2 separate regions of the Homo sapiens genome follow, and region 2 is linked to region 1. Evidence: chromatin contacts called from ENCODE Hi-C or POLR2A ChIA-PET data. All regions are on one chromosome and are shown on one strand. The core of a region is the stretch at or near the end of the contact, and the rest is flanking DNA. Distances in the headings are between cores, read along the strand shown. Region 1 overlaps LINC02389 (long intergenic non-protein coding RNA 2389). Region 2 overlaps LINC02389 (long intergenic non-protein coding RNA 2389).

The links. Hi-C counts contacts between places; a loop is a spot of excess contacts on that map. ChIA-PET counts read pairs that join two places held with the same protein, here RNA polymerase II (POLR2A).
Region 2: a loop to region 1 is called in a map of CD4-positive, alpha-beta memory T cell, with 15 times the contacts of the local background. The contact joins two enhancer-like sites. A Hi-C loop is called at or near these places in 2 of 168 maps with a recorded cell type or tissue (CD4-positive, alpha-beta memory T cell and transverse colon). POLR2A ChIA-PET finds 5 or more read pairs at or near these places in 1 of 52 experiments (naive thymus-derived CD4-positive, alpha-beta T cell).

What each region holds. Positions count from the first base shown.
Region 1 is chr12:64,911,004-64,914,357 of GRCh38, forward strand. All of the region lies in intron 2 of LINC02389 (long intergenic non-protein coding RNA 2389), which reads left to right. Among named protein-coding and RNA genes, the nearest start is that of LINC02389, 29 kb to the left of the region's middle. Within about 2 kb of position 1,688, at least 2 of the 41 ENCODE cell types and tissues checked have a DNase peak (open chromatin) inside an H3K27ac peak, as active enhancers do.
Region 2 is chr12:64,944,574-64,947,927 of GRCh38, forward strand. All of the region lies in intron 2 of LINC02389 (long intergenic non-protein coding RNA 2389), which reads left to right. The region is part of intron 3 of LINC02231 (long intergenic non-protein coding RNA 2231); the gene reads right to left. Among named protein-coding and RNA genes, the nearest start is that of LINC02231, 46 kb to the right of the region's middle. Within about 2 kb of position 1,723, at least 7 of the 41 ENCODE cell types and tissues checked have a DNase peak (open chromatin) inside an H3K27ac peak, as active enhancers do.

The sequences.
Region 1 (3,354 bases), core at 438-2,937:
GATACATTGCCCCAAAATTTCTAGCATATTTACAGGTGAATAAGGGTTTGGCTTTTGGAAAACACAAAGAGTATGCAATTTAAGTCAACAATGACAGCAACAAAACAGTCTCCCTGAGACCCATTTCTGGGAATTTCTATCGTTGTGTAAAACTCGCTATGGTGCAAAGCTTTAAGTAAAAGCTGTTATTCTGCTCCTTGTCATAATGCATGAGCATTTCTGGCCAGAACAATTTGCTCTGAAGGACATGTATTGCATGCCAAGTAGAGAAATCACTCTTATCCCAGTGAGAGTGGATCTGAGAAGAAAGTTTTCATCTATCATTTCAAAGTCGTTTAGTAATTCACAAAGGCCATTCTGTAACATAATTGAGTTTCCATTTCTAAACAATGATATAATAACATAGTAGTTTGATCCAAAATTCTGTCCCAGAATGTCCCATTTCTTGGCAGTTATTTTAAATGGTGCAACTGAGCTTTATTGGATTTGGGGAATATTTCCCTTTCTCTATCCAGTGCTTTCTGAAGTTGTAATATTGCTTGATGAAAGGTGCCTTGTGAAAACACTGCCTTGTTTTATGAAAATATTATTCAACTTTTATGGTATAACTTTTCGCAGTATTTGCGTTAATATATTGATCTGGATATATCTAGAATTGTGTGATTTTAAAGCACAGTTTCTCTCTATATTTGTTATTATTTTTAACATCTCTAAAGATTGTTCCCAGTAGTCTTCTATATATCTTGTTTTTGTTATGTCTGATTCTAATTTTATCCAGGGACGGCTGTGGTTTGATGAGTTTAAATCACAGGAAGGACATGTGCCAAATTAAAGGCTTCTTGGTAATTTTTTGGGAGGATGCTGGGTATTTTTAACCCTCCCCTCTTACCAAGGAGAAATAGGTTTTTATAAGAATGTGTGTTTAAACATGTTTTTAAATGCATGACTTCTGAGGAAGTCTGAGAATGCTGCAAAGCAGGAAAGGGCTGGGGGATCACTGGCAAGGGAAACATAAAAATGAAATATTAATATGACCAGGCACTAGCTTCAAGGCATTTGTTCTCCAGAAAATAAATGATGCCACATTTCATTTTTTAAAGCTCGCTGTCTAACATAGTTGATATCTCTGTCTTCGTAGTTTAATTACAGGCCTAAGCAGTCACTGGAGAGGGAGGGCATCTGATCTTAGAATTGATTTTATTTATCGGTTGTGGTTGGGCTGGAGACCTCTGGGAAGCAGGCAGCTTCCAAGAATAGCAGATTTTAGGTGTTACTTACTTGCTTGACTCAAAGAACCGTTATTTCACTAGCATTCAGTAGCTGCCTGACTGTCCACAGGTGTAGCAGACTAAATGTCGTTATCCCTATGGGGAGTCTATCAAAAATTATCTGATTACACATAGAAAAAAATCCCCCAAATTAGAGTTGGGATGGGAAGTATGATTTGGTTAGCCAGCTGGGCTCCACAGCATATTAGAGCTGGAATCTTAATTTTAAGCAGAATAAGATATAAGGGGTCCAATATCTATTGAAATTATAAGCAACCTTTTGTGTGGCTGTGTACTTCTCTGGGGAAGCATGAATAGGCTTTATGAGATTCCCCCAAACAGCCACAACCTTGAAAAGTTGAGATCTCTTTCCAGGCAGATGAGTCAGTCTTCCCTCACTCTCCCATATAGGGTCTCTGCCAGGGAGGAATGCCAGCCCCAATGCGTACTGTGTTGATTTACTGAGAGCTTGAGTTGGAGAGCAGGAGCCACAATCTGATCCAAAGGCCAAGGCCAATGGTGTAAGTGGGTGAAGCGAGCCTGGGTGCAGGAGGGTGGCCAGAGACATGGATCCCCTTTCCAAAGGGAGCTGTCTTACCTTTTCCAGGGTGAGTTTTTGCCAAGCAGCAGTGCAGCCTACTTGCTGGATGTGTACATATCTCCCAGCATTTAAATGTCAGCAACTAATTCAAAATTTTGAAGAATACAGAACATACCCCACAAAAATGCTTATAGGCAGATTTGGCCAAGATCCTTTGGTTTGTCACTTTTCTGCCAGAGCAGCGGGTCCCATTGCAGGCAAAGTCAATTTCATAATGTATTTTTGGCCCCATTTTCATAGTGTATATTTGGTAACAGCTTCTTTTCTACTCCAAAATGAAATCTATACATAATGTAACTCACACATATAATCTTTTAAAAGTAAATATTTTGCCTTAACTGTAATACAAAGGAGAAGGAACAGGAAAGAAACTTGTAATAAATGTTTGTATTTTAACATGTAAATGCTCTAGTATGACTATATTAGAAGTTACAAAAGCCTGTATAAATCTCCAAAATGCTCCTTATGGGGCAGGATTGTCACCACTGAAAACCATGATGCTAGAGGCGACTTCCTCATCTAAATCCCATCTTGCTTCCTTAAAACTTTTCATTCATTAGTCTTGGCTCTGCCCTCTAGTGCCACATAGATCACATTTCATTTTGCCCTTATGGGGCAACTTTTCAAAAATAGGAAAAGAGTTTCTATCTCTCCCCTTAAGCCACTCACCCTTCTCATGCCCAGATCTTGTCTTCTCTGGCCAAGCCTTCCCAGTTCCTTCGACTATTCCTGACATAGTTCACCTTCTAACATCCTCTGTCATTCTGTTTTTCCTAAGTCTGGGTCCCTACCTCAGTCCTGAGTCCATCCTGCATGGTGGGATGTGTTTGAGCTGTCCTACACTTTCTTTCCTTACCCCCAACCAGGGGGCATTTATGGTCACCCGTGGGGGGATGCCTTAGATTGTGTGTTCCATGTGGCAGCCTTGGCCATTCTCCATGTCCCGGTGACTTAGGAGATGAAGCCCTTGTTCTGAGTGCTGGGCTGTGCCCTGAACATTCCATTATATTGAAGCAGCTCCAGTTGCCAGGTCTGACTGCATTTGCCCCATCGAATAAGCTCTAAGCTAATATTCTGACTTATGCAGTTAGCTGCAGCCACATCTCCTCATTTGCTGGCTCATTCAGCAGTTTCCTTTATTGCTTCCATCACCTTCTGAGTGCTGTTGTCCGTTCAACAGGTTAGCAGTTTTCCTAGTGTCCTGCTTTGCAGAGGAGGCCATTAGAGGAAGCCTGGGAAACTGATGAAATCAGTATTTTTTGCTCTTTTGTCCTAATGGGCTGTTTCCATCGTGCTCCACATCAACTACAGTGTGAAACTTGGCTGCCACTTTGAATCTACAACATGTTAAAACAACTTACTTAAGAATTCATGGGTTTAGCACAAAAATAGAGAGTAGAATGGTGGTTACTGGGGGCAGGGTGGGGTGGGGTGGGAGAAATGGGGACATGTGGGTCAAAGGATACAAACGTGCAGTTCTAAGAT
Region 2 (3,354 bases), core at 473-2,972, 34 kb after region 1:
CTTCAGTGGGTTAGGAATCTATATGTTCTGGCTATAACTTCCTGTTCTTCACAAACCTACAGTTAAGGTATTGGCCAGGGCTGGAGTCATCTCAATGTTCAACTGGGATTGGATCTGCTCCCAAGCTCACTCACATGGCTGTTGGTAGGCTCAGGTCCTCACTGGCTGGGAACATTGGTCCCTTGATTTATGGGCCTCTCTATAGAGTATTACAATATGGCAGCTTATCTTCTGCAGAATGAGGGGTGGTGGCGGGGGTGGAGGGAGAGAGAGAGAGACAGAGAGAGAGAGAGACTAAGACAGAAGCCATGATCTTTTTTTAATTATCTAATCTTGGAAGTGATTTTGCTTCTGCCTATTTCTATTTGCTAGAAGCTAGTCACTAAATCCAGCCCACACTCAACGGGGATGGGATCATACAGGCAGTAAGTACCAGAAGGCAGGGATCCCTGGAGGCCACCTTAGTGGTTGCCTGAAACATCCCGAGAGGAAGTCAGGGAGAGAGAATACCATCTGCTAGGAGTGAGCAGAGTTCACATGAGTTGAGAGGGGCCATAGGGACCCTGAAGATAAGGTGTGTCATGAGCACAGTTTCCTGGGACCTCGATTGTTGTGAGCATTGACTCATACTTCCATGTACATTGCTCCCTTTTGGCCTGGGCTGCTCTCTGAGCTCTATTTTATTCCTGTGAAGCATGTAATCCTAGCTACTTGGAAGGTGGAGGCAGGAGAATCACTTGAGCCTGGGAGGCAGAGGTTGCAGTGAGCTGAGATTGTGTCATTGCACTCCATTCTGGGCGACAAGAGTGAGACTCCATTTAAGAAAAAATAATGTTGCATTGGGTTGATGTTTGAAAATATATTACAACAGATGGGAAAGGGATGAAAACACCTGGGAATCACTGAGTCAAAACAACTCATCTGGGCATGCATAAAATGTTATCTCATTTTTTTTTTCTGGAGTAGAAAGAACATAGACTACAGAGCTTGATAGATCTAGTTTAAATTCCAGTTCTACCACTTACCAGCAGAGTGACCTTATGTTTTTTTCCTCATTTGAAAAATCTGGTAACAATACATAACTCTCTGGGTTGTACTGGGATTGATCAAACAATATACAAATGCTCCTCAATTTATGATGGGGTTACATGCTGATAAACTGATCATAAATGGAAAATATCATAAGTTAAAAATGTATTTAATATACTTAACCTTTTGAATGTAGCACCTTAACCTGGACTTACCTTAATCTTGCTCAGAACACTTACATTAGCCTACAGTTGGGCAAAATCATCTAACACAAAGACTACTATAATAAGGTGTTGAATAGCTTATATAATTTATTGAATACTGTACTGAAAGTGAAAACAGAATGCTTGTATGGGTACTTGAAGTATGGTTTCTACTAAATGTGCATCACTTTTGCAACATCATAAAGTAAAAAAAAAAAAATTGTAAGTTGAACCATCATAAGCCAGGGACTACCTGCATGTGAAATGCTCATGGTACACTGCATGGTACCCAGGAGGCATTCTAACTACAGAGCTCTGTACCCTTCCTTTCCCTTCATTATCCAGTTATCCGGTACGTGCATAGTGCTGACGTATCTTGGCATTGGCTAGCCAATTATCCAGAGCATCCCAGCATGCATGCAAAGAAAACTGCTCAGTGAGAATGGCTGTCTTTGTAAGGAGAATGTAGGGCTGGCTCTCTGCCTAGGATGCAGGGGTCAGTGGGGCTGCCGCCAGCCGTCTGCAGTGTTAGCCAGGGAAATCAACTCACAGTCCTCCTGGCATCTACTGCTGGACTTGGGTAAACATAATTACAGCCTTTAAAAAGAGAAGAGGGAAAGCAACCAAGATCCCCACTCACCATGTAAACAGGATGTCCACTGAATGGCAGCATGGAGATGTTTATGTTCTGTTCAGGGGACAATTGACAAAAGGCCTCTGGGAGCCTTTATTGCTGCCTGGGGCAGTGGCCTGCCAGCAGTGGTGGGGCTTGGGTTCTTCTGGGCATTGTGTGATTGTGAATGCTGAGCTTCAGCTGAGAGCTCTGGGGCTCTGTTGTCTGTAGCTGGGATGCAGTCCTTTGAGACTCTGGGTTGGTTGCCTGCCAAAGGCCCTTCATACAGATAAGGTCATTCTGGTGTCCAGTGCACAGTTTCCAGCAGGCCTCCAGTGACCTATGAAATAATGATCTTAACAACAGCCACCACTTAGAGCAAGGCAGTGGGCTAAATACTTCACATGGATTATCTGATTTACCTTTCACGATAACCCTTTGCATAATTTTATCATCCTCATTTTATAGCTGAGGAGGCTCTGCAAATGTAGGCCACTGGATTTGAAGTCAGATCAGCTGGATCCTCAAACCTGAGCTTAATAGTAAGCTAGGTGAAGGCAGGGACTATCTGTCAAGTTCAGCATGCTATCTCTAGGGCCCAGCATGTGTCTGAGAAAACATTTATTGACGAAATGACTAAAAAAAAAATCTACCAAAATGCTGTCCTCCACTGACTTTCTGCAGCACGTATTTTTTTTCCCCAGAGTGAGATTGTGTTGCACTATTTGTTCCACATGTCCCTGCTTCCACCGCAGTGACCCAGGGCACACATTGGTCAATGATGGCTGCCGTCGAGTTTTGGGTACCTACTGAGGCATAAATGTTGTGGAGTAATTGGACATGTGTCAAACCACGAAGTCAAATCTTGCTTCAGTCCAGTTTTCTGTGGAATTTTAGGCAAGGAAAGCATCTTTTGGGACCATCAAATGCATCCTGTTCCTGAAGGAGCAGAAACAGTGAAAGCGGACACTTGTCTCAGCTGGCCTCTGTCTCTAGCATGAAATCCCTGGAGAGTGATTTTGCAGCCCCTCTTCCAGAACACAGGTGGGTTTGAGTGGAGTTGTGAAGATAGCCTGAGCATGTTTCTCAGAAATGTCAGGAGGTGGTCCTTCTACCTTTAGAATTCTAAATAGAATTGGCCAATACTTGAGTGAAGGGAGGAGGCAAGCTTGCTTGTAGAAAGAACTAGGGCACTGACATGCCTACTCCAGAATACAGCATGGCCCTTCTCTAAAGTCTGAACTTTTAGATCAGAGGGAGACACAGCCTTCAGCCTTTCCCTTCTCCATTCAGGTCTCCTTGTGGAGAGACAATGAGTGGTGGCAGGAACTCCCCTGAAATGGATCTGCCTGGAGCTGAGGCCATAATTACCTCAATGTTGCTAGCATGTCACAATCAAGAGCAGGTCGTTGTTTTTAAATGGTCAAAGTTGTAGGAGTATCGCTGAAAAATAAAAAGCATTTCAAAGACTGCCCAGATTGGTGGTGTTTGTGTTGTTTGGGTGATGGT